Linked DNA regions of Mus musculus: regions 1, 3, 4 and 5 are each linked to region 2. The links are chromatin loops, found by intact Hi-C in ENCODE. Cell type or tissue: heart. All regions are shown on one strand. Each heading gives the region's core, and the rest is flanking DNA. Links, peaks and the distances in the headings are about the cores only.

Evidence for each region. Hi-C counts contacts between places; a loop is a spot of excess contacts. Peaks named below come from ENCODE experiments on the same cell type or tissue, not always from the same donor. Only the 100,000 strongest peaks of a DNase experiment are listed, where the experiment ranks them.
Region 1: a loop joins it to region 2, with 10 times the contacts of the local background. A loop is called at or near these places in 14 of 42 quality-filtered maps.
Region 3: it touches region 2 in a loop (2.5-fold over the local background); 15 of 42 quality-filtered maps call a loop at or near these places.
Region 4: it touches region 2 in a loop (7-fold over the local background); 15 of 42 quality-filtered maps call a loop at or near these places.
Region 5: it touches region 2 in a loop (2.3-fold over the local background); 2 of 42 quality-filtered maps call a loop at or near these places.

The regions. Positions count from the first base shown.
Region 1 is chr2:73,400,109-73,406,405 of GRCm38, reverse strand. The region is part of intron 2 of Gm13707 (a long non-coding RNA gene); the gene reads right to left. Among named protein-coding and RNA genes, the nearest start is that of Gm13707, 16 kb to the right of the region's middle. In heart, for the core only: a CTCF peak has its summit at 2,811 (motif pointing right); no DNase peak of the experiment used is centred there.
Region 2 is chr2:73,309,480-73,315,630 of GRCm38, reverse strand. It overlaps Cir1 (corepressor interacting with RBPJ, 1), which reads left to right and starts at 3,039. Exons shown (of 10, transcript NM_025854.3): 1 at 3,039-3,214; 2 at 5,080-5,174. The coding sequence starts at 3,143. Scrn3 (secernin 3) reads right to left here and starts at 2,979. Exons shown (of 8, transcript NM_029022.1): 1 at 2,918-2,979; 2 at 39-199. The coding sequence starts at 197. In heart, for the core only: no CTCF peak of the experiment used is centred there; DNase peaks (open chromatin) are centred at 2,360 and 2,970; H3K4me3 peaks cover 2,661 bases; H3K27ac peaks cover 1,763 bases.
Region 3 is chr2:73,416,496-73,422,792 of GRCm38, reverse strand. Gm13707 (a long non-coding RNA gene) reads right to left here. Exons shown (of 9, transcript XR_866430.3): 3 at 5,430-5,622; 4 at 3,193-3,346; 5 at 2,232-2,496; 6 at 579-685. Among named protein-coding and RNA genes, the nearest start is that of Gm13707, 33 kb to the right of the region's middle. In heart, for the core only: a CTCF peak has its summit at 3,318; no DNase peak of the experiment used is centred there; H3K27me3 peaks cover 821 bases.
Region 4 is chr2:73,383,092-73,389,388 of GRCm38, reverse strand. Gpr155 (G protein-coupled receptor 155) reads left to right here and starts at 2,909. Exons shown (of 17, transcript NM_001190297.2): 1 at 2,909-3,124. Gm13707 (a long non-coding RNA gene) reads right to left here and starts at 2,539. Exons shown (of 9, transcript XR_866430.3): 1 at 2,033-2,539; 2 at 814-939. In heart, for the core only: no CTCF peak of the experiment used is centred there; a DNase peak (open chromatin) is centred at 2,728; H3K4me3 peaks cover 1,934 bases; H3K27ac peaks cover 1,541 bases.
Region 5 is chr2:73,547,319-73,553,615 of GRCm38, reverse strand. No RefSeq gene overlaps it. Among named protein-coding and RNA genes, the nearest start is that of Gm30940, 11 kb to the left of the region's middle. In heart, for the core only: a CTCF peak has its summit at 2,624 (motif pointing left); no DNase peak of the experiment used is centred there.

The sequences.
Region 1 (6,297 bases), core at 821-5,820, 90 kb before region 2:
GGGATGGCCAACTGTTGTAAGTATTCAATATTAATTGAGAGTTTCTACACCACCTTGGATCATTTAGTTCCCAGAGAAAAGACACAAACCTTTACATTTAGAATAAGCCTTAACTGCACTAGAGATGGGCAAATATAACCCTCTAAGCTATTAGTATCTACTTTCCCATCAATAACCCCGAGTTATAACTTGTCATGTTCTGCCTGGGCTGCTCTTACTCCAACTGGCCAGCCGTTATGGCCATGTTTTCATGACTCAACTACACCATGGCATTTGATTCTCTCGCCACCTTGTCTCTCTTCTCTCATAGTCCTACCTCAGACCCCAAAGCCCCCTAAACAACAACAACAACAAAATGCTACCTACCTCTCTTCTGCCCAGCTTTAAGCTGTAGGCATCTTTATTGACCAATCAGGGATAGCCTGGTGGGCAAAGTTACACAGCATCACCTGGTGTAAGTGAAGATCTCTGCATCCCAGAGGAAACCAGAGCCAGTATTTAGCATTACAACACATAGCAACAGACCAAGCCTCAACAGTTTTAAACTGAAGGTCAAGGTCTGCACACACAAAAATGTTGGTAACCATGAGAATTCACCCATAGGCCTACATCGGCAGGTGCCGAATTTAGCATTACAGTACACAGCAACTGACCAAACCTTATCACAAACCTTCACACCTGACTTTACCAAGTTTGAAGATACAGAAGAAACTCTCCCCCTTTGCACAGTCTGTGAAGAGGAAACTCCCCCTCCTCCACCTCCTCATTAGACTTTAATAAAATAATGAGATTCTGTATTTTCAGAGCCAGGTTCTGAAATGTCATTCATTAACATTAAAGATAGAATGCCAAGGGGTGGGGCTTAATTTTAGAAACAGAAAATGGAGTGTTTGGTGAAGTGGAAATTTCTAGTTTCTTTGGAAACTCAACTATGTCGTGTGTGTGTGTGTGTGTGTGTGTGTGTGTGTGTGTGTGTTTCTGGAAACTGTCTTGTGAGAGGATGTTTTGCTGAAGCAGACACGTGGGAGGGCATGTGATGTTTTGCTGGAGCAGATGCTTGAGAGAGTGTGTGATGTTTGGGAAGAGTCTAAATGGAACCCCACAGACAGTGAGAGGTTGTTCTTACACTGTGATGCCACGTGAGGCTTCTCTGATCTTCACTGCGTAGAGAGAAACTCGTCAAAGAACTTCTTGTGGTATTCCAGCTGCTTCTGGCTGCCTCTGCTGACTCATGCCAATTCAGCGGAGCCTTGCAGTTTCTGCTGGATCGAGATGCAGTTCGTGTTTGGTGTTTGCTATTGGACTGGACTGCTGATATCCTGACAGTGAAGGGTGGAATCCCCCCCCCAAGGAACTACTTCTAAACAGGTCCACAACCCCGCTTCCTACTAACCTTCTTTCTCCCCAACCTCTAGTTGGTGGGCTAGAAGGAAGCGTTGACGAGTTCAAGAATCCTAAATAAAGTAGGGTTAGAGAAAAATCCAAGCCTACAGTTTGGATTTGATTGGGTAAAATAGAAATAGTCACCCTGCTTCCAAAAACATCAGTCTAATGGCTGCAGGACTTCTACCAGAGCCCCTTGTGAGAAGGCCACAAGGCCCCAGCTCTTGTGTAGCCTGCTTGGAAGCCAGAAAGTCCTCAGAAAGGGGCTTCAGACACATGCGTGTTTGGGGAAGTCGTTTGAAAGTGTTCTGTAGCAAAACAAAAGGCCTAGAAAGGAGGAGCCGAGAGCCAGGAGACAGCTAAGCATACCACAAAGCAAGGAGTTTCAGTCTGACTCAGTGTGGCAACTGCACGCCTGAGGTGAGAACGGACTCCTGGAGGAGAGGAATTAGCGACAGAGTGACCAGATGCGAAGAGACATCTGGGAAACGGTACACATGTTATAAAGGAAAATGGCCAAAAGACACAACAAACCCCGAAAACCAAAAGCAAAGTGCCACCCCAAACAACATTTAAAAGCCACCCGAAGGCAATCCTGCAATTTAAGATAGGAACGATAGCTTGCTCTCTAGTATGAGGTTTGAGGTTTGGTCTTGGAAGGGGTAGGGGCAGTGAGAGACTTGTTCTGAACAGTTTGAGTGATTGTTGGAAGGTCCTGGGAGCCAGGCTCAGATCCCTAACCACAGTCTGATGAGCCCTGAGAACTCTTTAGGCAAAGGAAGGAGAGCTGGAGGCAGCTTTTCAGCCAAGGGTGAGGCTGTGGTACTCTCCAGGGAGGAGGAGGAAAATGAACCCACAGCAGACGGGAGAAAACAACCCCGGAGGCGCCTGCAGAAGGGTGGGGATGTGTCTGAGGTTTGGGGTGAAGACTTACCTGGTTCCCTCGATAGCAGAGACTAAGGCTCATGTGTGTTTCCTCCACAGAAGCACTGGGTCTGCAGTAGGCACCTCGTGGTGCTGGTGAGATGTCCCAGTACAGTAAAGATGAAGAGCGGGGGTCAGGGGTGGGGGATGGGAGCGTGGGGGTGGGACTACACAAAATAGTGACGGAAGTCGTGAGCTGGAAGAAATTCTGAAAGCAGTGCCGAGTTCTTCATCAAACGCCTTGCATGTTCTCCTTCCTTCGACGTCCTCTATGTAGCTGTTTACACCTGTGGATGCCCCAGCAGTACCCGGAGAGCCGAATGACTCTACTGACTCTACTTCCTTGACTCCTATTTCTACATTCTGCCCAAAAGCTTTTGTGACCGGAAACAGACAGACCCACTTTTAGGAAATAACTGTTCCACCCCTCTCTGGACTAGGGGCGTTCAGCATCTTGAGTGTTCTTTCTCCCTTTTGAAGTGGGAAAATGTTATTTTCAAAGAAAGCACTAGATGGCACTTGTGATGTGTTCAATAGTTGCCTTAGCTCCTTTTTGGATAAGGTGGTGGTGGGGAGCAATAAATATTAAAATGGGAAAATCATCATTACAATAATGAAGATCAGTATCTTATGATTGTGTTTACTGTGTTACTATGTATGAGCGATATCTTTATGCAGTGTTTGCATTTAAAATCTGGGTTTCGCTTTATGAGAACTGCAAGAGGGAACTAACGTCTCTAATATATGGAAACCCTTCATCAGTAAAATAATAAAATGAAAAATAATGTTTGATTTACACCGAGGTTCACTACAGGCTTGTGTTCTTAATGACTGCCCTCTTCCATTTGCAATATTTCAATTTGTAATAATGAGTTGCAAAATAGGTTTCCGATGTCCATCCACTGTAGAGAGCAAAATAAGTCATCCTTAATTTAAAAGAAAGCATTACAGCTTAAAGGATTTCTGTGTTCTATTAACAAAAAAAGGGGGGAGGGGAGGAAATGGAACGGAACGGAAACAGCAGATGTTTCTAGAGTTTCACCATCTTACAGCACTAACAAAGACTTGAGGCACATATATTCTTTTGTGTAGTTCAGTAGTCAGTTCACTAGGCCACTTGCTTAATGATCTCCTGGTCCCACTTTAATGTACAGAGATTGTAAGCTTTTAGCACAAATGCCAGTTGAAACAGTTCCTATTTAAAGTATATTAAAAGAAAAAATGTTGCCGGGTACCATGGCAACAAGTGTAGCCTGCAGCCCCAATGTAGCATCTTACCTGTACCTGTTGTGGAGCTAGCATAGGAAGAGTCTTATGTGTTAGGGTCTCCAGTGGCTCTTTCTTACTTTCTCTCCTCTCCTCTCCTCTCCTCTCCTCTCCTCTCCTCTCCTCTCCTCTCCTCTCCTCTCCTCTCCTCTCCTCTCCTCTCCTCTCCTCTCCTCTCCTCTTCCCCCCCTTCTCTCTGTTATCCCTTATTTTAAATGTACTTTTCATTGCTGTAGCTTTCTAGGATAATTCAACACAATGAAATTCTTTGGGAACAAGATGGATTATAAATAATAATCGTGCTAATATGATGTCTTGTAATTGCATTAATTTGTAGGTTTAGGATGACATTGACATCCTGAAAGTAATATCTCATGCAATAGTAAATTCAAGGTGTCATAACTCAGAGCTAAATATGCAAAACAGCGGCAAGACTAGGAAACATCTTAGATTCGAGTAAATCTGACTCTTTGGATACAGTGATAGGAACGAGTTCTGGATAATTTAAGCACAAGGGACTTTCATGGTTTGATCATCAGGAAGTCACTGAATAGATGGGAGCCTGGTGCCAAGTCTGGACACTCCTGGATTCCAAGAAGCAATAGCAACTTGTCTGGGCACTGTTGCCCCATGTCCCCAACCTTGTGTACCTCTCCTCAAGATGAAGGGTGTGGCCATCCAGGTTCATCCGAAATAGTCTAAGAAAGATCAATTCGCCCTGACCCGGAGCTGCCTCCTTTGTATGCTGAGTCAGGGAAACTTGACTTTTCTTAGCTAAATGTGAAATCACTTCAGTGTGTTCCATTTATTCACAGATTTACTGTCCCCCAAATATGGGGAACTCAGTCTGGAATAAAAGGCATCTCTGGAAAGGGCATTAGCACACCATGGGGGTGGGGGGCTGCATGCATCTGTTACACTACAAAGCTGGAATGATTGAGTAGTCTCCCCCCCACCCCCACCCCCCCACACACACATTGCTTCATTGTGGCTTTCTTTGGAAAGCGTTGCCACAAATGCAATTAGTCAAGGTTTACATTGAGCTCCTACTGTATCAAGTCAGGAAACCATAAATCCTGTGAGTTCCTAGTAAAACTCAACAGGACCCACAGAGGCACTCAGAGGAAAGGCCTGCATGAAGATGAGAGCAGACACGGGAGCAAGTTATCTTTAAGCTAAGGAATACCAAAGATGGCTGGCAGCTCCTAGAAGCTATGAAGAATTAGAGTGGCTATTTCCCTCAGAGTCTCCAAAGCAAAGAATGCCGCCCACATTTTGGTTTTAGCCTTCTGGCCTCTTGAGTGGCACAAGAATACACACCTTTTGTTTTAAGCTACTCAGTCTACGGCTCTTTGTTATTGTCTTTCTTGGGAGTTAATACAGCTTTAAGAGGTTTCCTTATGTAAAGGAAACACCATGGAAATAAGGTGTTTGTTTGCGGGGGGGGGGGGGTGTGAGGGACCGTTCTTAGTACATTTTATGTTACTATAAACACATACCTGAATCATGTGACTTATTAGAGAGGTTTATTTGACTCATGATTCTAGCAGCGGGGAGGTCCGCACAGTAGTGATGGAGTCTGTCGACCACAGCTCCTTCCCACTCTTGGACTGTATCACGGGTGATATAAAGCCAAAGGGAAATAGCCATCGAGTGGCTGGCCTCACATTGTAGCAGCATGGTTTGCAAAAAGCTATCCAGTCACATGGGCCCTGTCCCACTCCTGCAAGATGGCATTAATCCATCCCTGAGGTCACAGCCTTCAGGATTTGATTAGCCTCCACTGGGCCCACTTTCTGAAGACTCCTGCACCTAGCACTGCCACCACACTGAGGACCGTACCTTCAATACACAGTCACATCCAAACGATCGCACTACAGTGCACGGTTATGAAAATGGGGTGGCAGGCGCAGGGTTCTATCTCAAGTCCGTGGTGAAGGGACATTAGCCAGCCCGGACCTGGCACACGGCTCTGACAGGCCTCCTCCCTTCCCCCATTCCCTCTGCCATGTTAAAAACCATTAGATTACATTCCTAAACCTAGCCCCAAGGGCATTCCCTTATTTGACCAATTCTTCTTCCTGATGCTGGCTACCAAGGTCCAGCTATCAAAATATAAAATATTAAAATATTAAAGTCCAGCAATCAAAAGCCCCCTTTGGCTCACCTAATTAACATGCCCAATTAAAATCAGACACCTCATCCTAACACAGGGTTTCCCCTTGTACCTTTATAAACTGCCATTTCCCTATAGGCCCTGTCTGTCTCCTCTCTGTCCCAGAGGTGATCCTTTGTCCCTCAGGGATGAATACCTACCTCTTCTCTCTCCCTTGTTCCTTCCCCTTCTCCCTTGTCCTCTATCTCCTGTCGCTTATTCCCTGCCCCTTTTCTCTTTGAGGTAAATAAGTCTCCTTTATGTTAAGAACTTGTGAGTCCTGAGCCAATACTGATCCCTCCATACGGACCATTTAGTTCATTTCTTCCACAAAGGCTATTGAGTGCCTCTTGGCACTTTGGAATGAGAGACATAGTGCTGAGCACATTTAACCGAGCCAATGCTCTTATGGAAGAGGCAAGTGAGAGATATGGAGGTTGAAATCAGGTCTTTGAAAACACATTCGAGGATGGTGTGATCTAGAGAGTAATGGAGTGTGGGGAAGTCTGTTTGGATTAAGAGGTAAAACAAAGCGATGAGCTCTGAATCAGGAGCAGACAGAACCCGGG
Region 2 (6,151 bases), core at 1-5,000:
ACAACAGATATTTCTACTACAACATATACTTCACCTACCTTGAGACGTTTTTCCAAATCATTATGAACTGCAGCTGGACAGTAAATTACTTCTTGTACTTCATCAAAGAGTCTGTCTGAATTTTTTCCAAAAATAACCCTATTTCCTACTGTTGCTGGAGGTAATGCCACAAAAGTGTCACAGGAATAGGGTTCCATTTCTTAAAAAAAAAAAAAAAGTGAAAGCACATACAAGTTTCAAAATTAAAAAAAGGAAACACTTTTAAGTACACATGAAACAAAAAGCTTTTCTCTGGGAACAAGGGATATGCCTAAGAAGGGTGCTGAGTAAAGTTTTAAATATCATATTATTTCTGTGCATTCCAGGGCAGCCAAGTGAATACAGTAAGACCTGTCTTAAACAGATAAACCAATAACAGAAACTACAAAAGATAGACTATGATTTAGTAATTAACCATGTACTACTACAATAACATGGCAGTAAAAGGCTCTTTTTTTTTTTTTTTTTTTTTTTTGTAGTCTATGGTCAAGGTTCCTCTTGCATCCTCCCTACTCCTCTCACTATGTCTGCAGCTGCTGTCATGTCATGGGCCTTTGTGTGTGCACGAGGCCCCTTACTGGGATTCTTGAGAACTGGAGGGCCTCTTAGGTTTTCTATCATTATTGACAATTATGTAAAGGTCGGGTGATGGTGGTGTACACCTTTAATCCCAGGAGTTGGGAGGCAGAGGGAGGTGGATCTCTTTGAGTTGGAGGCCAGCCTGGTCTACAGAGTGAGTGCTAGGAACAGCCAGGGCTACACAGAGAGATACCCTGCCCCCCCCCCCCAACATAAACGACAACAAAACCAAAACCAAACAACCAAAAAGGAATTTATGTAAACAAACAAATGTTCCCAATATTGCTACAGAGGAGGTCTCCTTTGGCTTGAGGAAAAACGCACACAGAGACTATAATATTGAAAAGACAGACAATTTGAAGCAGACCCAGTACTTTGGAGATCTCACTTTTGGAGGCAGAGATGGGTGAATCTCTGAGTTTGAGGCAAGCCCTGTGTTCCAGGACAGCCAGGGGTAGTGTCTTAAAAAAAAAAAAAAAAAAAAGCCACCTTTCATGTTTTCAGGAAGTTCACATTTGTAACTTAGAAATCCTGACTACAGAACTGACGTACGGATTCTCTTTTCCAGATTCTGTGATCTGGAAAATCTTAAATTCCAGTTTGTAGAACCATTCAAAATCTCCTATTTTTATTTTGCTTCCAGAACAGACATAGTTTTAGTTTACTTCTATTATTTATCTTTTTAAAGGTTTATTTTTACTATTTGTGTGTGTGTGTGTGTGTGTGTTTACACTAAGAATGGGGATGCCCGAGAAAGCTAGAAGTGGGCCTCAAATCCCCTGGAGCTGGAGTTAGAGGTTGTAAGGCTTCGTGCACGGCCACCTTGTGTGTTAGGAACGGAACTCAAGTCTTCAGGGAAAGCACTGAGCTATCTTAACCATTGTTCTCTCTCTCTAACCCAGTTCCCTTCTTTTATAAGAACCAAATCATGCTGGGGGTGGTGGTGCACACCTTTGATCCCAGCACTTGGGAAGCAGAGGCAGATCTCTGAGTTCCAGACCACCCTGGCCTACAGAGTGAGTTCCAGGACACCCAGAGCTACACAGAGAAACCCTGAAAAAAAACAAACAGGAAGAACCAATTCTTAGCATAGTTTTATATGGGAGCATCCTAAATATTTTAAAACAAAATAAAAAATATAAATACAATAAATGTTTTATTGAAAGGAAAGCAAAGCAGGATATGATAGCCCACCTGCAATCTCAGGACTCGGCAGGATGAGCTAGAGTTTAAAGCTAGCCTATGTCTCAAAATGACTCAAGAAACAAGTTCACCATGGAACAAGTAAAGGGTCTTCTCCATCTCAAAGATGGGAAGACGTACCAGTTTTTCTTTTGTGTCGCCCCTCTAAATTTCTTGATCTCCTGCTTACTGTGCTCCAAAGTTAGCTACTCCAACACATAATTTAGGCAGGCTATTAATTCTCCTTTTTTCCAGGCCCGTCAGTATTAAAATAAATAAGTAAATAATTATTAAAACACCACCTAGAAGGTGAAAACCCAGCTTGGTGGTGCATGCCTGTAATTGAAGATTGAGCGTTACGTGGACCGCGCCACGAATAACACAAGATAAAAAAACAAAAAACTGGCACACAGCCAACACCCAAATGAAAGCTGACATCCGTTGTACCTTGGCATTCTTATCCTCACCAGACTAAGTGACTATCCTCAGTGGACTAAGCCTTGCTTACCCGAAACTGGGATGGCGGCAACAGCTAAGAAACCCGCACCCAGGGAGAAAGTCGTTGGCCCTAACATGTTCTCATCATTCACGATGTTTGCTGAGCAAACTTCTGCATGGCTAGAAATAACGGAAGGGAGCTGGGTGTAGTGGCGCAGGCCTTTAATCCCAGGCCTGGGAAGGCAAAGGCAGACGGATCTGTTAGTTCAAGGGCAACCAATGCTACATGGCGAGGTATACATAATGATAATAATAATAATAATAATATTATTATTATTATTATAATTATTATTAAACCTTAACAGTAATTGGAAAGGAAGAGCCTAGGTTCTTGAGCTTCTAACAGTCTATTCCCGTGCTTTTGGTAACACCAATCTTCCGAGGCTCACAAACGTCCTACAGTTGCCGGGAGACAACTTAATCTACATGGGAACTGCGCGGCAAAAGAAAATTTTTTTGCAACTGGAGTCGGCGTTGCCAGAAAGTGCTGGGCTCGAACCTCGAGACCTCGCTTGTTCGGGCTGACCGCGCTCGGATCGAAGCTGACGCAGCAGAGCCCGCCGCCGCTCGCGACCCCGCAGAGAGCGAGCATCGCGCACAGGGGGTTCCCCAAGCTTACCTCTGCTGCGCACGCGCGGACGCCGCCAAAGCCGCGGCAGCCACCAGAAGCGACTGCCGGAAGAGAGCAAGAGGGGCGGTGCCAAGCGTCAAACCACGGAAGTAGTCATCCTCCCGACCTCGGAAGTTCTCGCCCAAACTTGCCTAGCAGTTCCGGTGAAGCTCCGGGAGTTTGTTTACGTTCCGAGAAGACCTAGCGGTTGGCTTCTCCGACTCAGACGCCAAGATGGGGAAGTCATTCGCCAATTTCATGTGTAAGAAGGACTTCCATCCTGCGTCCAAATCCAACATCAAGAAGGTGAGTAAAGGCATCCGGAGAGGGCAGAGATTGCTAAGCTCCCTGGGAGGGTCGTATCCTCCTCACGGCTGGAGTCGTCGATCTTTCCCCCTTGCAGGAATGATCCCCCAAGTCCCGCCTGTCAGTCAGTGGGGAGACCCACGCATGGTTTGATAACACTGTCCGTTCAGGATCCGTCTCCTACAGCCCCAAGCCGGTGAACTCTGCTCTGGGTCGAGACTCCTGCTTAACGGAGATCTTCTGGCAGAAATCCTCCCTCTGCTCACTCTCCATCCCGTAGTGTGTTTCTGATGGCTGCGTTCAAGTTGAGCGTTTTAAACAATCACAGGGCAACCAGTTGCTGGACACAGAAGGGCCGTGGCGAGAATTACAGCGCCAAAGAATGGCGACGGGAGAGTGCTTGGGCTTTGGATTCTTAGTTCAGTACAGTTACATGTAGCCCTGAGGCCTCGCACAAAATAGTCAATGATGTGAGCATTAGCCTCGTACACTGTTGATCAAGAATTATCAGTGTCAGTTGCCCTAGTTTGTAAAAATTTTAGGGAGATTAGATGAGATAGTATGGCCAATGACTAGAAACTCGAAATGAAGGCTTAGCACTGTGTGTTAAGAAAAGTACTCAAGTACTCAAAAGTACACAAACTTATGAGAATATATTTCGCTTTTGTTTCCAAACCAGTTGTGGGTCCTGTATATTACCATACATCTAAAGAATGTATATATTAGCATGCATGTACATTAGGATATCTGTGGAAGAAAGTGCAAGAAATGCTAACACTGGTTATCTGCAAATATAGTTACTTAGGTTTTTAAGTCCCTTGGGAGTGGGGAGGGCTTGCCAGATCTCAGCCTTACTCCTTGACCCCAAAAGTCTTGTTCTGTTTATTTTGTAGTACTCCTAATCCCCACGAGTGTATTTCTTTATGTGTTTCATAGCCTCTATTTGAGGTGGGATCTCCTGCAGTCTAAGCTGGCTTCAAACTTGCTGTCTAGGGAGGATAGCCCTGAACTCCTTGTCCTTCTGCCTCCAACCCCCTGCCCCCACCCCCAACCCCCACCCCCGCATGCTGGGATTACAGGTGGAAGCCACTGCAATCAACTACCACTTCTCCTAGGTCATAAAGTAGTTTATAATATGCAGGAGAAGCATTGTGAGCACTTTGACAATGGAGCTGCATCTTATTTTTAATTCAGTTACTGGAATTGAGTCTTGAGCAGTCGAGACTAATGAAAATAACTGTACAGTCTAAAGCTTGAGATACACGGTAATTTTTCTGTTTTGGTTGGGGTCTTACTGTGTAGTTCTGACTGGTCTGGAATACTTAGTAGTCCTACCTCAGCCTCTTGAGTTCTAGGATTATGGACATGGGCCAACACACTCAGCTAAACACAGTGAAAACAGCTAAAGGGCAGGTGCCATCCTGGAAGAAGCCAGGGAACTCTATCCACAATGCTCAGGTCCAAGACACCCGTCTTCTCTTCTAAGTGCTGTGAGCATCTTTTCATTTCAGTGTATTAGATGTGTTTCATTATAGAAGACAAGTGGGCTGGAGGGCTGTCAAAATTGCTAGTGGCTAAAACACTTGTTGCACAAGTGTAAGGATCAGAGTTTGGATCCACCATCCCTTGGTAATCCTAGCCTTCATGAAAAGAAGACAGGAGTTCCTCTGTGCAAGCTGGTAGCTGGACTAGTAGAATTGTTGACCTCTGGGTCCAGTGAGAGACCCTGCCTCAGTAAATGAAGGGGAGAGTGACTGAAGATCCCGGATCCCACACTCACATACTCGAAAACACACACACACACACACACTTGTTAACTTAATTTGAATCTAATTGTTAAATTATATTTTGTTTCACTAATATAGGTATGGATGGCAGAACAGAAAATATCGTATGATAAAAAGAAACAAGAAGAATTAATGCAACAGTACCTTAAAGAGCAGGAGTCGTATGATAACAGGTAAGTTGGTGTTGCCTGTCATCCTGTAAGCACCTCATTATTTTTTAGAATAATCAGTTATGGAGTCAGCTTCACCCCTACAATTAGACACTCTCACCACTCCAACTTGACCTAGTCTTCACATAAAAAACATCTGCATTCCTCTCCTCCAGCCTGGGAGCGAATCCTACGTGAGGCAGGGCTCTCAGAGATGGTGAACACTGCGTGTTGTCTGATGAGGAAGGTCTCTCTTTAGTTATTGAAATAAAAGGATGTTCAGGACACTTAGAAGAGAAGCTGGGTGTCTTTGACCTGTGCCTTGTGGCCAGAGTCAACCGGCTTCATCCAGGCTAGTTCCTACCTTTTGGCTACTTTCATTGTGTTAATATTGAATTAGTTGAGTAGTGGTATTTTGGTTCTCTTCTCTAGACTGTACTCTGAAGCAACATTTGAAACATGAGACATCATTTTCTGGATCATTGGGTCATACTATTAGCATTGACATAGAGGTAGCTGCTCAGTGCTGGTTTCAGTTGCTTATCTTATGTGCTTAGGAGCAGAATTGTCGGATCTCTAGGTAATTCTTGGTTTAGCTTTTTAAGGAGCCACCAAACTTTTTCACAGTAACTGCTCTATAAATACATTTCTGACTATTAATGCAGAACATTTCATTTTCCTACTTGATTGGTGTTTGTAATTTTGTGGTTTTCTCTCTCTTTTTTTTAATCCTTATTTATTATCATTGTTATTTTCATGAGACAGTGTCTCACATAGCCTAATCTAGGTTTGAACTCCCTATGTAGCTAAGGATTACCTAAAACTCTAGATTCTCCTGCCTTGAACTCCTAAGTGCTGGCATGTGCTACTACACCTGGAGTATGTGACACTAGGAAGCCGACACAGGCTCCCGTGTGTCAGACCAGCATTCTCCTAACCGAGTTATATCTCAGCCCATATATTAGCAACCATGCTGATCAGTATGGAGTGGTAGCTTGCAG
Region 3 (6,297 bases), core at 608-5,607, 110 kb before region 2:
GCCTATAACCCCAGAACTAGGCAGGGCATACCACTGCTCTGAAATAATATCTCCTCCCTAGAACTCAAAGAAAGACTGAGCCCTGGGAACTGGGTTGCGCTGTGTTGATTCACACACGCATCGGTGCCTCATCTCCCTGGCTTGGACTCGCGGGTTTTCACAGCACTAGTTGAGAACTCCTGCCTCCAGGACCACCGGAGAGCTTGTCAAGTGCAGACACCAGGACTCACCAAAATAAAAACCCCCAGAACTCAAAGAGCTTCCAGGGCTTTGCACATTCCCGTTTCAGGCTTACCGTCCTTTGGGCTTTGCCCTTGCCTTGAACCTTTAGAATAACATTGCCATATGGAGATATATGAAGCAAAGCACCACGAAGGCCTCGCTTTCTGTCAGGCCCGTTGCTTCCATGGCACGCTGCCCGCATGTGGATGGCACTGTCTCTAAAGGAACCACCTTACCAACTGTCGGGGGTGCTAAGATGGTTGAGAGCATGTCTTAGTTCCCGTTCTATTGCTGTGAAGAGACACTGTGACCAAGGCAACTTATAAAAGGAAACAGTCAATTGGGGGTTTGCTTACAGTGTCAGAGGGTGAGTCCATGACCATCATGGTAGGCAGCATGGCAGCAGGCAGGCAGGCATGGTGCTGGAACAGTAGCTGAGAGCGTCACAAAGAGAGAGCGCTACCTGGGAATGACATGGGTTTTCGAAACCTCAGAGCCCACCCATAGTAACACACCCTCCTCTAACAAAGCCACACCTAATCCTTCCCAAACAGGTAAACCAACCAGGGACTAAGTATTTAAATAGATGAGTCTACGGGGACCATGCTATTTCAAACACCACAGAGGATAAAGAGAGCTTACCTAGAAAGCCTGGCATCCAAAGAGACACCCAGAACGTGAGTAAGGACTCCCGACAGTTGTTGTCTGACCTCTACACACATACTCCACGGCATGTGTATGCCTACATTCACACATGTGCATCACGTACACACAAGAATGACAAAATTTTTAAATTTTCTGTCAGAACTGGCACGGTTCACCATTGTAATTTTTGCTACTTTGGCAGAGACAGGGGAAGGGTGAGTTTTGGGCCACTCTGGGCTACACAGTGAGGAGATCTTGTAGAAAGAGAGAGAGAAAAAAAGATGACTGTAAAGAATGGTAGGTACCAAAGGGAGATGATTACCAGGGATTGGGGTGGAGGAAGTCTTTAGCCATCATAAGCATTCCTCCCCAGCAATGGTGGACTCACCAGTATGAAGGACAACAGAGAGAAACCATGGCAAGTCAGGCCCTGTGACCTTAGGTGTGTAAACAGAGGAAGCTACTGGAGAGAAATCTAGCCTTGAGACTCTCAGAACAGCCTGTTAGAACGGCCTCCTCCCTGGGGATGATGCTCCCACCATTAGCAGGGAATTCCCACTGCATAGGTCCCCTCCACACTCACCAAGTGTCTCCAGTAGTGGGAGAAACCCTTAAGCGATGCAGGGCGCTGGTTCTCATGAGAGATTCCCCCTGAGAATGTATTAGGACAGAGTCCTGTGATCCTGGATCCTCTGCTAGAAATTCTGAGTCAAGAGTCCCTGGGCAGAGCCTGAGAGCCTGTATGTCCAACAGGCTTTGGGATGCTGCCTGAAGCCACTGGCTCTGACTTGACTACTGCGCCTTTGATAGCCCCTGCCTAACTAGCGCTCACATCTATAATAATTAGTTTTATTTGCATTCAACTATTGTCCACAATTTCCATTGACTAAGCTGATTAAAGGAGTAAAGCCGTCAGCATGGTGGTGTTGTACTCAGAACATAATTATGCCTCATAATTATGCCATCCTCTCTGACCATGAGTCCTAGTTCCTTGTCTTGCTAGCCTCACTTTGTTGTTGTTTCCCTTTACGCCACATACCCTGGCATTTGTAGTGGGATCTGAGATGCTAATAGATGTTAATTATGGATTTTTAAAAAATCAAATCAAAACAGCAAAAAAAAAAAAAAAAATCACGAGAAAGGCTGACAAGCCTTCACCCTTAATCATCTCAGGGTTAACTAATGATCAGAATTCTTTCCGTCGAGGTGCTTATACTGCATCTTGATGTTGACTATCATAAATATAACTGAGCTATTAGGCTCTATTTTTCATTGCAGATGAAATTGATGCATCTTTGTGTGGTGTAGTCTGACGTGGTAAAATTGTTGCTCTCTAGGTAGGATATTCATAAAAATGTAATTACCGTAATCAGAACAGACTTTAGGCTGAGCAGGGACTGGCAGCTTCGTGATTGGCAGTCCTCAATCACCTCCCGTAAAATAGAGAAACTTCTTAAAGCAGCCTTGGGATCATTAATGTCCTATAGACAGAAACTATTCCAACCAACAGCAAAGGATGCCGGGATGTACGACGGACAAGAGCTTGAGGTAGCCAGCTGCCTCTGCCAGCTCCAGGCTGGACTGGGCAGAGTTTTTAAGGCATTTCACACCAAAAGCAGTGAGTGCTGCCTGGTGAGAGAGAGAAGAAAGAGATCTCCTTGGTGTAATTATGAAACCATGGCTAACTACATACTCTGCGTCTAACATTTGAACACCTTGCGTTCGTAACTAAATCAAGGACCAGCCCCGGCACTGCTGTGAATACACCAAGCCACTCCAGGAGAAAGTAGCAGCCCCTGCCTGGTCTCTCGGTTCCCTGGTACATAGTGTCCCACATGCTGGCTCGGGCTTCATACCTTCTAAGTTCAGTGGTACTGAAGTGTTGGCTACTTAGAGGAATGAAGGTTCACAAAGTGAAGTGAATAGGCTTTTCAGCTCAGAAGAAAGCCATCTATTCAAACACGGCGGCCCATAACCGCCTCTTTTCATAGTCCTTAGCAGGGGAACAGTGCTCCCCTTTCTCCTTAATGAACCCCCAACATCCTATGACTTCACCATCTTAAGTAAGAAAAAGAAGTCTATAGTCACTTTCTGTCTTCGCCATCTCAGCTGGAACTCCTCCATCTGCTTTGAGCAGGCCTTCCTGCAGCAGGAAAGTCAGGCAGTGAGGCAGACCCGCTCCTCTCTCCCCCCAGCTCTGTGCCCCCACTTCATGGACAGTGGTTAATTTGGGGCTCAAGCAGGAAGATTGAAACTAACTGGCCATCTCATGCAGCAGCTTCTCTCCTCCTGAGCTACACTGTGACATAGTAAAGCTGTCCCTACCTGCAGGGATCATCTTGCTGGTTCTTCATAGACACTGCTGTCACCCAGCGGCATGACTTGGCCCCCAACATCTCTTGACCAGCCAAACTCCCTCAGCTCTGCAGCCAAACTTCAGCTTCCCCATGTTGGAGCCTCGCAGCCCCTCTAGGTGGCCCTGTTGGACAGAAGTTAATGTCTCCTTTGACCCATTCCGCCCAACCCTGGTCCCAGACAGTCCTGCAACCAGCCTTTCGCTGTAAAGTGAGAATTTTCTTGGGTGGGCAGATGGGAGGTGGGATGGTGGGAGGGGTCAGGGGTCAGGGGGTGGGGGGTGGGGGATGAGGAAGGAACTTCCAGATAAAAACAAAACAACAACAACAAAAAAAAAAACATACACTAGTCTCCAGCATTGCTTCACCGTCTTTTCCAGGGAAGGCTGGCTTGCAGTGGTACTGAACTGTCAGCCTGTCTCTTGGCCTGTCATCCTTCCAAATCCTCATTTCGCTGAGTTTTTGTCGTAGGAAGTTGTGTGAAGAGTCCTGTACATGAGCTACAAGTCACCTAACCAACACCACTCACTCCACGTCTAATGGACTCATTAACACCACTCAGCAAGCCGTAACTTACCAACAGTACTTAGTAAGCACACCAACACCACTCAGAGAACACAAGGTCCAGCTCTTGGCTTCCTCCTCCTGGTCCGTCTCAGTCGTGAAGTTCCAGTCTGCTAGAAGGTTGGCTAGTCTACAGCTCAAGGATGGCCAACAGTCCTCTTGGTTGGCACACCAAGCCTGGCCTCCACCTTGCCTCTCTCATTAATAAAGGTAATATTTATTTTGCCTTACCATCTATCTTTCATTTTCTTTTCCAATTTTCTTTTTAAATTTTATTTGTTTATTCATTCATGTATCTATTTATCTGTTTATTTATGGACATCAGTGTTTCGCCTGCGTGTATGTCTGTGTGTGGGTGTCAGGGCCCCCCTGGAACTGTAGTTACAGACAGTTGTGAGCTGCCACGTGGGGGCTGGGAATTGAACTCTCGTCCTCTGGAAGAGCAGCCAGTGCTCCTAACCACGGAGCCAGCTCCTCCCTTTCCAATCTGTATAAAACCTGGAACGGGAAGAGAAATCTCCGCAGAGGTCCTGCATCTTCTCACCTTATAAGAAGGCAGGGAAGCCAGGCATGGCGCCATGCAGTCAAAACCAGAGCACTTGGGAAGTGGAAGAAGGAGAATCAGAAGCTCAAGGCCAGCCTGGGCTACATAGTAAGGCCAGCCTGGGCTACATAGTAAGGCCAGCCTGGGCTACATAGTAAGGCCAGCCTGGGCTATATAGTAAGGCCAGCCCGCGTTATATGAGACCCTGTTATGAGGAGGAAGGAGAACAAGAAGGAGAAACAGGTGGGGAGTAGGCATGAAAAATTTGAGTCATGTTTTTTTCTTCCTTTTTATACCTTTTTTTTTTTTTTTGATGCCTTTCTCTGACTTGTCACGTATGTTCCACCTTGGTAACTTAGTGAGAACTTCTTAGTTAATATTCTGAAATGTGTCATATGGAAAATAGCTAAAAAGCTTTTAAGAGTTTTCTTGCGAACTGATTATAACAACTATTTGAGGACATATATAGCAACGGGATGAGGACATTTTAGATAAAATTTGAAAATATTTCAAAGAGAAAAATTACTTTCAACGAGATGTTAGTTTTTATCTCAGCTGTGCCAGAGGCAGGTAAGTCCCTCCACTTTGTCGGTCCCTCATCTAGTCACTTATGACATAAGGCATTTAGCCTAAATAATCCCTCGGGTCCATTCTCAACTCTGTTCAGAAGTGTGTAAGACCTGGAAGGAAGGCAGGACGCTTTCTGTTAATGACTGGACAAGGCTGGTGATAGAACACGAAGACCAACAGTGCTCAACTCCACTAGCACGAAGAGCCGTGGCCTTCCTCCACACCAGACTCAGCCACTCGGTTAAGGGGGTGTACGTTGGTGTGGTAAGAAGTACTCGAGTGTGTGAGAGGTAGTCCTCGACACAAAGAACTTACAAACATGGAGGAGAAGGTAGACATTATAAGTACTGCTAATGCTAGCTAAGCAGGATGTTTGATTTACCCAGCAAGCATTCTGGAAAGTTCCCTATTCTGTATAGCAAACACTGTGGAAGGGTCACTGGACTTGAGCCTGGGGTGCGGTGAGCATAGCAGTTTTAAATCTGAGCATTGTGGTTCCGCGTATGGGGACAGTTCTAAACAGAACTCACCATTGGTGACAGTCCACAGCCCCAAAGAAGTCTTTGCATCCACAACCCTGTGAGTCTGAAAACAGCAGGCATTTCAGTTGGAAAATGATGGGGTGTACTTTTCTTCCATTTTCTTTCTTTCTTTCCTTTTTTTTTTTTTTTTTTAAGACATTATCAGTCCGGATTCATTCTCTTTATAGTTTGATTGCTTCATCTAAAAAAAGAAAAAGTATCCCTATTACCAGGGGTAGTTGTAAAAAGGCTTGGGTAAGGCCCAGAGAGCCAGATAAATACATGGTATTTATTCAGCTGTCCCAAGTTATTGTCCATCTCCTGTCCAAGGTCTGTCGGTCGACTCCTAAATTCTATATTTCCCATCGTTCCTGCATGAAATCCCTTAGAAAGGAAAACAAGCAGGAAAGTTAAAAAGTCAAAAACCCCTGTCCTCATGAAAGTTATCCTCAAATACAAATTCTCCTCACTGCATTGAGGATCTGCTTGGCTCTATGCTACAGAGATGGCAGCAAGTGACCAAAACAGGCTGGCAAGAATTTCCTGAGCACCCATGGATACCCTGTGTACCTGCACTCAGTACCATCTTAGAAAATACCAGTGATTCTGGACAGTCTCTGTCTTTGGCATTGGAGCTACAGTAACTGAGGTGGGCTTAGAAGTTACTCTCCACGCTTCTCTGCCCTCCTAGCCAGAAACTAAGCTACCTTCTCGTCGGTGACTTTCCCATGGCAAGTTCAATGCAATTGCTTGAGTCCATCACTCTGTGCACGTGTAACGGCTTTAAACTTCATTGGGGTCCTGGACATTTTATTCTCTCAGAATTCTGATCAGGTGCCTTTTCACAAGGAGTTTGCCTCCCACCTTACTTTGTCTA
Region 4 (6,297 bases), core at 765-5,764, 73 kb before region 2:
TAATAAAATCAATAGCCAGGTGAGATGGTCAGGCCCCACCTCCTCTCATTGCCTTTGTGTGAGTATTTCAGTATCCCTTGAAAGGGAGAGGAGAAACAATGACATCTTAGGTGCTCGTGAAAGCATGCATACCTATAAGCATAGGCAGAGGTAATTTTCATGGCCTTAAAACGACCTGAAATTAAGTTAAGTTAGAGTATTTACGACAAAGAAGTAAACCATTTAGATGCATATTAAAATTAGGCTACAAAATTAAGCCAAGTGGAAAGCTGAGTAAAAGGAGAAATCAGTTACTGAGTGAAATAGCTACATGACAGTTCTTTATAGCAAGGAACCCACACTGAATAGAACACTTCAACCTCCTGGTTAGCTGGTAGGCAAGGAAGGCAATTATAATTTATTCAGCCATTCAAAAGCCATTTATAGAATGCCTATCATATGTCAAAGAAAGCACTCGTCTAAGCTCTAAGGATAAAAAGATTACAAGTGCAGGCCTTTGCTTTTTTTAAGTTTATATACCACACCGTGTCAGTGTTCCTAAATTATTTCAGTTTATGGTGGGTTTTTATGCTTATCTGTTTTAACAAATAGTAGTTGAATAAAAGAGTAATTATTAAGTATTGTTCACCATTTCCTTATAACCAAAGAAAGTACCTTATGACTTGTAGACTTTGGTTTTTGGTTTTTTTTTTTAAAGTCTAATCATAATTCAGATAAAACGAACAAGCAGAAAGGTGAGAGGGCTAACTATAAGCAGACACGGGCATATCAAGTGAATAGCAATGGATTGCTGACATAACCTTGTACACTCACATGGACGTGTGCTGATGCCTTCTTAAGAACTGTCAGCTCACAGAACACTGAAGCGCTTCATTCTTCCCTCCAGGAGTGGGATCTGACCCAAGGGGTTTTAATCAGATGTCTAAACTCCCAGCGCCTCTGACGGAAGGAAGGATAAGTCCAAGAGATTGTTATAGATAATGCCTCAGGGTTTCCAATTTTAGGTCTAGAAGCAAATTCACTCTTTGTAGCCCCTTCCTCCTTTGTAAGCGCATTGAAATAGTTCTTCATTTCCAGATAGCAGAATTTCACAGCTGGGAAATCTATTAGAAGCTCTCTACCTGGCTTCTTTCTCCTTATTTTAGTGGATGAGAACAAACTTAATGTTCCCCACCTCCTCTTCTTTACCTCTCTCAGCTGTCCGGCTCTACAGTTCTTCTGTAACACCCCTCAAACTTACTCCATTTGTACTACCATTAGCCCAGAGTAGGTTATTTCCTTGTCTTGGCTAGTCCCAAAGTCACCATACTGTCCTTTCTGCCTTTCATCTCTCCACTTATCCTGGGAAGGCTTCCAGATCATAAGGCACAAAATCCACTGACATGTTCCAGTGTGGGGAAATTGTACCAATCTTACTGTGCTGTCAGAGGATAAACTAAGCTAAGCTAACACAAGGAACTCCTACAGGTTGGCCTTAACTTTCCTTTCTAGGCCTGTCTTTCAATAATCCTTTAAAAGTCAAAGTTCACTAAATATTTAGTTTGACTAATGTTCATAGTTTCAAGGCAGGAATCCATTTAGCCTTGAGATAACAGATGTATTGTTTTTTTTTTTTTTTTTTTTTTTGCAGTTAGGTTAATAGTTAAAAGTGAGAAAGACAAAAAATGAACCAAAAGGGAGTAAGCTACATTTTAAAAAATAGTTTCAATTCTGCTCACCTTTCCTTAGGCTTCATATCCTTAAGCCAGCTCTTGGCTTTTCTTTTCTTTTTTTTTCCCATTTTTTATTACATATTTTCTTTATTTACATTTCAAATTTTATCCCCTTTCCTCATTTTCCCTCGGAACCCCCTTCCCCCATCCCATCTCCCTTCCCGGCTTTTATTTTCTTAGTAAACCATATAGTAACTTAATTTAAAGGTGCAAATAGTACTGTACTTTGTACTAAAACTGCACAGATTAATAGGACATAGTAGTGGCCAGACAAAACAGTAAAATTTGCAAAGCAAGATTTCTTTTTAAGAAATACTTACAAAATCACTGAGATCAGGCTTTAAATTAGAAATATTTTTTGTTTCAGAAAATGTCTTCATTTTCACACGTTGACTTCGAGAAGCCCCAGTAGACTTCCGAGAATACTAGGAGATTCCTGTCTGTAAACTAAGAGCATACAGCCAGAGTTCCTCCACAACAGAAAAAGAAGCAGTCGCTGCTGGCAATGTATTCTAAATCAAGCACACAACTAAAGCTTATATTTTAATCTCTTTTGATTTAGGAAGGTCAAGATCATGCTAGCTTGGGAAAGGTAGAAGGCAGGGTTTGAACTCACATCCTTGCATTTATAACTCTATACTATGCAATGACGAGGCTAACCAGGAGAGGAATTGACAGGATTACTGGAAGCTGAGGTTAACCGAAATGATGACAGGCCTTCCTGAGTCTGAGCAGAGGCGGAGGAAACCAATACTGCCAATCCCCACCCGGCCGCCATCTTGTGGGAAGAGAAAAGCCGGAAGTACAGCTACGGGAGACCGGCGGCCAAGTGGCTTTGGCGGAGGCGAAGCATAAGGGCAGGGACTGGGCTGTGTGGCCTCGGGCACCGGGGGTGGAGCGGTGTCGCTTGTCCTTGGGGGCGGGGCCTAAAGGCGAGGTGGAGACCCGCATTCGGGCCTTCTGGCTAGGGGCGGGGCCTTGGGGTGGAGCCCCAGGGCGGAGTGCAGTGTAGCACTGGAGCTTAGGGGTGTGGCCTGACGGCGGGGTGGAGATTTGAAACGCGGACCTCCATGCTGGAGGCGGGGCCTTGGGCGGGGCGGGGCCATGTCCTGAGCTTGGGGGCGGGGCCTCACGGCAGAATGGAGACCGGCTTCTCTGACCTCCAGGCCAGGGGCGGAGCCTGAAGGCGGGGCGGAGGCGGGGAGGAGGCACCGGGCTGCAGACGCCTAAGGTAGCTGACAGGACCGCAGCGGCTCACCCCTCCCTTTCTCGGAACGTGGTTGGGCATCTGCCGCTGGCACACGCCGCTACAAGAGGGTTCGGGGCGGGAGATGACGGCGGTGTGCTCGCTGCTTGGCCCTCTGTGAGCATCGGCTTCCTTCTCCTTGCAGCCGGAGCTGCAGACCTAGCAGGTGAGATGAGCCCCAGTTGCGTTTGCAATGGCCCCTGCCCCTGGGGTCCGGACCAGTGGGCAGCGCCAGGCTGCCCTGGCGCCTCGGCTAGCTGCTGCGCCTGTCCGCCTCTGCTCCACAGAGCCTGCGCCTGAAACCTGCGGGAACACTGGAGATGGTCTGCTCACAAGGGACGACTTGTCCCCTCTGGTGCCAGAGCTGCGGTCCCCAGGGTGCGAAGCACCCCGTTGCACGTGTGCTCACATTGTCATCTCGGACTTTTTACTTTAGCCCAAGGTGGCCTTCGTGTCTGCCCCTCCTGAGCACCTCGGGATCTTTGCGCCAAATTTTCTCCCATACTTCTTTACGGAGCACCTGACGTTGTGACTCCCATGCCCTGGCTTTCCACTTCCACGGGTGTCAGCTGCCCTCGGTATCATCTATTTGGTCAGGGACTCTGCACTCCTTATCTTGGCGGGCCAAAGTCTGATCCTGCAGATTGACAAGGGAAAAGGCAGTGACTGGAGTGCCTGTTGATGTTGAAGAGTGCTTTTTATAGTGCTGCAAGGCATTAGGCTTTTCTCCTGTCTAAAGGATAGGAGTGTTTGAGAAGAGAACAGCCTCAGTTTAAAGCTTTTTCTTTCAAGTCAGTACTGCAGCACATTTGAACTTAATAGCATTTAACCTACAATTTCAGTGCTTTGGTCATGTTATCTAAGTCAGATGTAATGCGACTAGATGGTTTGTATACTTCGTTTTCTAGTGTCTGGCCCAGTGAATTGGCTTTTCCAGTGATAGGACAACTTGTTTGTTCTGCAACAAGTCTTGTTTTTGTAGTTTAAAGGACTGGATGACATTTTTAAAACTTCCTTTGTTGTGGTTCTTGTTAATCTTAAAATGTGCATAAGAAGCGGTTTTTCGTTTTGTTTTGTTTTCATGTTTAAAATGGTATGAGATAAAACTTCAGAGTTATTTTTAGTTTTTTTTTTTCTCCCTTCCTTATTTTGAGACAGCTGCTAATTTAAGTCCTGGCTGGCTTTTCTTTGTAGCTGGGCTTGAACCCATGGTCTTCCTGCCTCTGCCTCACTAGTGCTGTGATTACAGGTGTGTGACATTATGTCAGACTAGAAGTCATTTTAACTTTCATTTGCCTCGGGAACTGTTTATAACACTGGAAAAATTGAAAGGGGGAAAAGGACAGATTACTTTTAAAAAGTTTCATTTAATTTTCAGTTAATTGGAAGTTGAACCTGGAAGTTGTTAAACCTCTTGGCCATCACCTTCACTGTCAATAGCCACTTAAGATCAAACTCAATTCAACTCTTAATTGCTGGGTATGAAACAGAGGCTGGTAACTTCATAACACATTCTAAACTCGTAACTTTGTGGAATATCTAGTATGTCTACTATTGAGGATCTTTAATATTAGGCATGTTTGTATAGCTACTTGTGACAATGAATGCTGTTTACCTTGTTACCGTTTTAATCATTATCATTAGGTCTGCAGTCTCTCTACCCACCTCTCTTACCCACTTTGGTTTATTCTGTGTACGCTGTCTGTTTTTTGAGACATCGTCTCAATGCAGCCCCGGTTGCTTTTGAACTTGTATTGCTCCTATTTCTGTCTCTCAGGACTGGGTTCCTAGCATGGGGCACCATACTTGGCATTAGAACTATTGCTCCCATTTCATGAAGACCTCCTCTGTGATGAGCTGTGCACAGTACATCCTTTCCATATAGTGTTTCGCTAAGGAGTTTTCCCACTCGTTTCACAGTTAAGGAAACTGACTCAGGGAGGCAAAGTAATTGACCCAAAGAGTTGATAAATGCTAAGGTTCAAAGTCTACAACAGTTTTCATTATCTATTGTTAATTAAGATTGTTGTTTAAGCATGTGCGCTTGCGCGCGCTCTCTCTCTCTCCTCCCCTCACCCCCCACGGTTACATTGTTGTTCTTATGTTGTCCAAATATGGGATTGTGAGATATCCAAGCAAAGAAAAATAGGGATTGTGAGTTATTCAAGCAAAGAAATCTAGGGAACTTTGGAAAAGGCTGGACCAGTTTCTTACCCCCTTCCTTACTCCCTTTCTAAGGACACATTTCTTAAGGGCGCCAATGTTTTCATACTCAAGTCTGATTGTTGACCAGCAACTTCAAGGATGACTGTGTGCCAACCAGAACCTGCCTGTGTAATTCAGTGCTTATTTGGAAAGATCAAGTATGTGAATATTGTAGGATTTGTTTCTCTTGACCACTCCTGCCTAATCCTGGTAGAAAAAAGGAAATACTTGTCTTAATCCCAATTAAATATAAGGTTTTAAAAGGGTTTGGTTTCTAGAAAGCAACACAGGGAATATTCTCTTACAGAACCCTGTGTATTAGTTGCTCTTTGGTCTGCCACCCACGTCTTTTGAATGTGGTGTGGGTGTTTGAGAACTTAGCCCAAGCATTGTAAATGACACCAGATTTTTTTCTACCATCTTATATAAGGATACTTTAGATGGTAAACCTAGAACAAGGACTTAGAAATTGGCAATTACTGTCATATTCATTTCAAATTACTAATCAAAGCCAATTCACCTCAGGATTATCTAAAGTTTGTGTTCATTGTGTCTTTGGCAGCAAGAGGGGGGCAGTGTGACAGTTGCCACATTAGCACACAGAACTTGCTCTTCAAAATCTCATGAACAGCTTTAGAACGTCAGAATACAGTTTGTATTTTGGGGGCTGTTCCTGCTGTGAAAAACATCTATCACCTAGAAAAGAAAGATAATCCAGTCATGAGCTAGATAATACCTAAGGGGGAACCGATGGGGGAGAAGAGGCCGATTTAAGAACAGGTTGTTATTTAATGAATTTAATGAAGACTCTTAATGAATCAAGCCTTCCCCACCCCATGCCTCCTATGTACCAGGTATTGTGCTAGATATTAGGGACATGAGTATGTAAAGACGTTGCTGCTATGACATTTAAAGTCTGGTAAAGGAAACAGACATAAGTCAGTTTGAAGGCCTTGGGATAAGCAAACTGAGAAAAACAGACTAAAGGGAAGGATCATGATTTTATTTGTGAACAAATCATGCCTAACTGTGCGATTAAAGAAACCTCACTTGATGAAATGGCTCTAAACCATATGGTTGAGTTTGGTGGCTGGGTAGGTGCTAATTACGTGGGCAGTGCAAATGGTAGAGAGC
Region 5 (6,297 bases), core at 557-5,556, 240 kb before region 2:
CCTGGGAGGATGGAGCTGATAAATCATGAGGCAGACTAAAGTCTCATGCAATAGCCAAGGTTAGAGCCCCAGACAATTTACACGCTGAGGGTTCAGAGGAGTCATGTGAGTAAAGTGTACAATTATAAGGACAAGCCACATGTGGTGTGCAAGCCACTTGTAGTGGGCAAGTTGCACACAGTAAAACACATGTTTTTCTATAGAGGCACACTAACAAATGACAATAGCAAGTTATAATGAATAACCTGACATAAACTCACTCTAATCCATTAGCCCTGGGAGGAACATGAAAGCACACTCCTAAAAACAGGTCCGTGCTTGGAAGAGACTAAGGTCACCAGACTCTTGTCTTTTCTTGGAGTTTTCTCAGAGTTTTTCCACAAGTACTCAGAGTACACCTCACATGACTCCATTCTTAGGCTGTGTTCCAACAAGGAGCTGTGATTTTTTTCTGAATGAAAGCCCCGGGTGATGCTCTGTACTAACACAGCATTCAAGTAAGTGCGGGCCCAGCCCTCCAGGAATGAACTGTCTGAGGCAATACTAGATAGGAAGTGACATGCAAACAACAACATTCAGACACTAGAGTCTGGCCACCACTGAAAACACAGCTCAAACCTGTGACTCATTCACAGAAGAACCACAAATAATGACTATAGGAAGACCAAAAGAAACAACTTTTCTTCTTCTTCTCCTTCTCCTTCCTTTTCTCCTTCTTCTTCTTCTCCTCCTCCTCCTCCTCCTTCTTCTCTTCCTTTCTCCTCCTCCTCCTCTCCCTCCTTTCCCTTCTCTTTTTTTTCTTCTTCAAGAGAGAACACAATTCTTTGCAAAGGTTGAATTCAGCCGTGAATCGGGAAAATGGTCTTTCACAGTAAGTCTATTCAGATTTCATTTTCAGTTATGTAAGATTACAGAGCTCTCTGCTCACCTTAGCGACTCTTCTTCCCACTTTAAATCAACTGTATACTGCCATTTCTTTATATGAGGCAATTTAAGATAACAGAAATCATACCTATGAAAATAGTGTATAGGGCTGGAGAGATGGCTCAGTGGTTAAGAGTACTGACTGCTCTTCCAAAGGTCCTGAGTTCAAATCTCAGCAACCACATGGTAGCTCACAACCATCTGTAATGAGATCTGATGTCTTCTTCTGGAGTGTCTGAAGACAGCTACAGTATACTTACATATAATAATAAATAAATCTCGAGGCCAGAGCAAGCAGAGGTCCTGAGTTCAATTCCCAGCAACTACATGATGGTCATAAGCATCTGTACAGCTACAGCATACTCATATAAATAAATAAATAAATAAATAAATAAATAAATAGATAGATAGATAGATAGATCTTTTAAAAAAGAAAGAAAATCGTGTATAAATTCAACTTTAGTAATTCAAGATTTTTTGTTTGTTTATTTGTTTGTTTTATGATGATGCTAGATTTCAAACTCTCATGCAAGCAAGTTGGGCAAATGCTCTACCACCGAGCTGAATCCCCCCTCAGGTTTTGCCTTGTTTGAATACACATTACTAGGGAGTTTGCGCTGAAAAACAAACAAACAAACAAACAAACAAACTTCTGTAGTATATCCTTTAGTAAAGCAAGAAAACCTTTAAAATCTCATAACTACTTGCATAGTCCCCCAAGGGTCTACTCAGGTGAGCGTGAGTCAAGGTTCACTTGAATTTGGGTTCTTCATTATTTATTCTTTCTGAGTTGTGCTACATTTGAGGCTTAGACTCCATCAACATCTCAGCTAAACTTTGACTCTCAAGAAAAGTTAAAGTGGCTCTTATTCCAGCCCCCCATACTCATGGGGTGTCTTGATAACACAGCTTTTTTCTTTTTTCTTTTTGATTTATTTATTTATTATATGTAAGTACACTGTAGCTGTCTTCAGACACTCCAGAAGAGGGTGTCAGATCTCGTTACGGATGGTTGTGAGCCACCATGTGGTTGCTGGGATTTGAACTCAGGACCTTTGGAAGAGCAGTCAGTACTCTTACAAACAAAACTCTCCGTCCTAGCCTAGTGGTACCTGCTTACAAAAATAAATAAAAACTTTTCTTCTAACCATGTAACTTCAGAGAAATTTACTTTAGAAAACAACGTACCATTCACAAAAATATCATTGACTGTGGTAGGATATTAGTGAGCTATGTTTTGGCAAGGTGGCCAAACAGCACACGCCTCACTACACCGTAGTGCTTTAAACGGTGCAGACACATAAGGAAGAATGAAGTCATGTTAACTGAAGGAAAATGAGTGAACTAGAGATAGCTGTACTAGAGGAATAAAGATGGTCTCAGAAAGGCAAAAGCCATGTTTTCTCTCACTTTGGGGTGCAAGATTTTATTTAAATATGTGAAGCATATGTTGTTCAGAGGGCTTGAAGGTAGACACGAACCGTGGTGTGGAACAAAGGCAGCAACAGGAGGGGCAGAGAGGAAGGAGAGGGTGTCTGGGGTTGGGAGAGTCGTCCAAAGTACATATATACTTCCATGAGATAGTCTTATGTACCCACTGCAATAAAAATTTTAAAGATTAAAAAATAAAAAATAAAAACGGGGCACACCCAGAAAAAAAAATCCTATTTAAATAAACGAGGCAGCAGTGCCCTCTGGTGTTCAGATGTCAGTACTACATCCAGTAAGTTAAAACACAGAACCACAAAATCTGCTTAAAGCAAGAGCTCTCTCCAAATAGCGTAAGATCGGGGGTGTACCTCGACACTGACCTTATCCACAGACCTGTTAAGCCACATTCCTAGCTGTCCCAGAACACATGTGGCCTAGGGGGCTTTGGGTTAGACACCCGGCTTTAAAGTAGAAACAAACAAACAGCACAGTGCTGGCTGGATAACCCTCCATTTACAGCACATCCATGACCACTAATCTTTGTTAACTAAATTTTGAAAATTTACTGGGCAGAAATCAGGTATATTATTAGGCCGATTTCCTAGTTGCTATCCTCCGATTGCTCCTGGGTTCTTGTTTATCTAATGGCCTTTCTCACAATGGTGATGGCTATCAATCCCATTGGAATTGGTGCCCAAATGCACATTGGGCTCTTCTGGTCAATTCCTGTGCTATCATAAGAGTGGTTAAGGGGCTGGCGAGATAGCTCAGTGGTTAACAGCATTGATTGTTCTTCCAAAGGTCCTGAGTTCAAATCTCAACAACCACACGGTGGCTCACAACCATCTGTAATGAGATCTGATGCTCTCTTCTGGGGTGTCTGAAGACAGCTACAGTGCACTTGCATATGCTAGAACTCACGGTGCCAGAGAAATTCTGCCTGCCACAGACCCCTGCCCAAGCCTTTAAGAGTGACCCATCACTGTGGCTCAGGCTGACCTGCCCGTTCTGTACTTGGGTGGCCAAGGTTCTTGTCAGTGATTCCTAGACTGCAGGGTTTCATGTAAAAAAAAAAAATCCAAAAGAATTTTTCCAGAGGGCAGCTTAAGATTGTCAATAACAAGTGTGACTAGTTTTAAACCTTACCATTTTATTATAACCATTATTTTATGGAAACAAGGATTTCATATCTGTCTTGACCATATTCACCCCTCCTCCAACTCCTCCCTTCTCAATTACTTAGCTTCATGTCTTCATCTTCTCTTCCTCCTCCCTCCACTCCTCCTTTGTCGACAAGTCCAATTGTGCTGTCTACATATTCTTGGAAGTGTGGCCTTCTCCACTCACCTGAGGCCACACTCCTAGAGAAAACTGATTCTTGCTCTCAGTAGCTGACAGTTGGCAACAGATCCTCAGCTGGGATGAGACCTCACACCCAGCTCCCCACTCCATGTTGGGATTTCATGGCTTGGGCTTGCACAGGTTATTGTGCACGCTGTCATCAGCCACTGTAAGTTCACACATGCAGCTGCCCTGCTGTGTTCAGTAGACAATTTCCCTGTAGTCATTTGCTACCTATTGCCCCTACTCTCTTTCTCACACACACCTACGATCTCTGATCCTTAGGCATGGGGGCGGTGGGGGGGGGGGAGCACTCCATATGCGTTCCATTTAGGGTTGTATCTCTAGTTCTTTACCGTCTATTGGTAAAGTAGCCCACTGGCTGACCCAGAGCACACATTGGAATCACTTTTTTCCAGTTCGGACCTGACATTTTACAACCGAGAGACTTTGGCTAAAATGTGTGAATCAGGGAAACTACGACCTTTGTAGAGAAGCGTCTAGACCAGAATCCTTCTAGAGGCTTAGCTCCTGGAGTCGAGCTGGCAGAACCACACAGGCACATGGTGCTCCTTCCCTCTCCCCTGCCCTTGGCCCTGGTCAAGTCTGATGTATAGATCTCCCCGAGGGTCTGGTTGGGGAACATCCCTGCCTTCAGGCATGAACAGTAGCTGCTCTTACCTGCTCTCTGCTCTCGTTAAAGCCTCTTACAGGAGAGCTCAGTGTAGGTCCTGCCTCTGCAAAGCTGACAGAGACTGGCTTTGATAACAGGGATCAGTAAAACAGCAGGACATGAAGTGGCTTATCCATGAGCTGTTGGAACCATTTAGAGACATCACTGAACTCCACTGAATCATCTATGATCTGGATCAGACCATGATTTAGACTCTCAGATTCTATGTTTGTGGGTCCAGCTTACACCTACAGGACCAAGGCTGGGCATGCCACAAAAAAACCTTTAACATCCAGAACAGCCCCACAACAAAGAATGGTCCTCCCCTACACATGAGCACGTTGTTGAGCAAGTCATCTCTCTGTTGCCTAGGAGGATATAAGAACCATTAAGAAATTAGACTCCCTGACATAGCAGAAACCAGAAGTGCCCAGCATGAGTAAGGGAAGTGTCAGGTAAAAAGAAGTGTTCCTGTCTGGTAGAGGGGAAGTGGGGCTGTGCCCTCCAGCATGCCCTTCACTTTCTCCAGTGTCTGGATGCAGTTGTGTGGTGTGTCTGAGTGGCAGTAGGGGAGTATGTGGCAGTGGCTTTGTAAGTTTTAGAAGGAGGAAGCAGAAAGGGCCCCAGGGTTTCCTGAAAGCCTCCTCGCCTCCTTCTCTTGCTTCACCTTTTCAAAGGCTTCCAAACCAGCTGTTGTACCTGGCCATGTGATTTCTGCATCCTGCTGAGATTTGAGCCCCCTCCTCCCACTCTAGGAAAACCATGAGAGAACAAGATAGGTGTTGTTTACAAGAGTGTAAGGACCCTAGAGTGTCTGAGGCCTAGTGAGAAGAGACAAAGGACTTGAAAAACATAAGCACTTCCCACATGCAAGCTCTAAATTGCCACATGTAAAGATCCCGCTCAGAGGGCTGGCTGGTCATGCTCACACCACCACCCTAGCGTAGCTTCTTGGTGCCCCAAGAACTCTCAAGTACCTCACTTGGATGCTCCAAGACATGGTCTGTTTTCTTCCTCCATAACAGCACTACATGAGGAAATTTCTAATATCCACATTTTGTAAACAAGGACATCAGTTTTCATGAGAGAGAAACAACTAACCTAACGCCACACTGGAAGCAAGAAAGGGCAATGCCAAGACAGAGGGACATGTCTATCCAACCCCAAAGTCAAACCTTGGTGACACTGTAAAGTGGGCAGTGGTGGACCGGGCACCTCACCTGCTCCGGTGGCTTACCCCCTTCACTAGAAATGGTCTCTTTCAGATTTAGAGTCAATGCTGAGCTCACGGTGTCCCCCACCGTTAGCTGAGAGGGGAGGTTTTCCAGGAGGCATACAGAGAGACTGCTGTTTTTTTGTGGGAAGGCTCTGGTAATCCCAGGCTCACCAGAAGGCGCTGTGAGAACAGGCTGTGAGTGGCCACAGGGATAGGTGCCTTCCCTTCAGCCCCTGACAATGCAGTACGCAGGCAGAAAGCCCAGGGACGTACTGGGCTATAGCTCAGTGGGAGAGCACCTGCCTAACACATCTAAGGCCCTGAGTTTGAGCCCCACAATCACCAAAACAAAACAGCCCTGAAAGGCAGCGGATGGGGAAGGCTCTTCCTCCTAGGAATCCTGTATATGACCATAACATTTTATTCTGTATTTGTTCATACAGTACACCTAGAATATATACCTATTATCTACCGAACAAAATTCTAGACCAGTGGTTCTCAACCCTGTGGTTCATGACCCCTGTCATGGAACAACTCTTTCACAGGGATTGCGTAAGACTACTGGAAACCACAGATATTTTCATTAAGAGTCATAACAGTAGCAATTCGCAGTTATGAAGTAGCAATACAATAATTTTTTGGCTGAAGGTCACACAACCGGAGGAACTGTATTAAAGGGTCACAGAGATAGGAAGGCTGAGAACCACTGCTC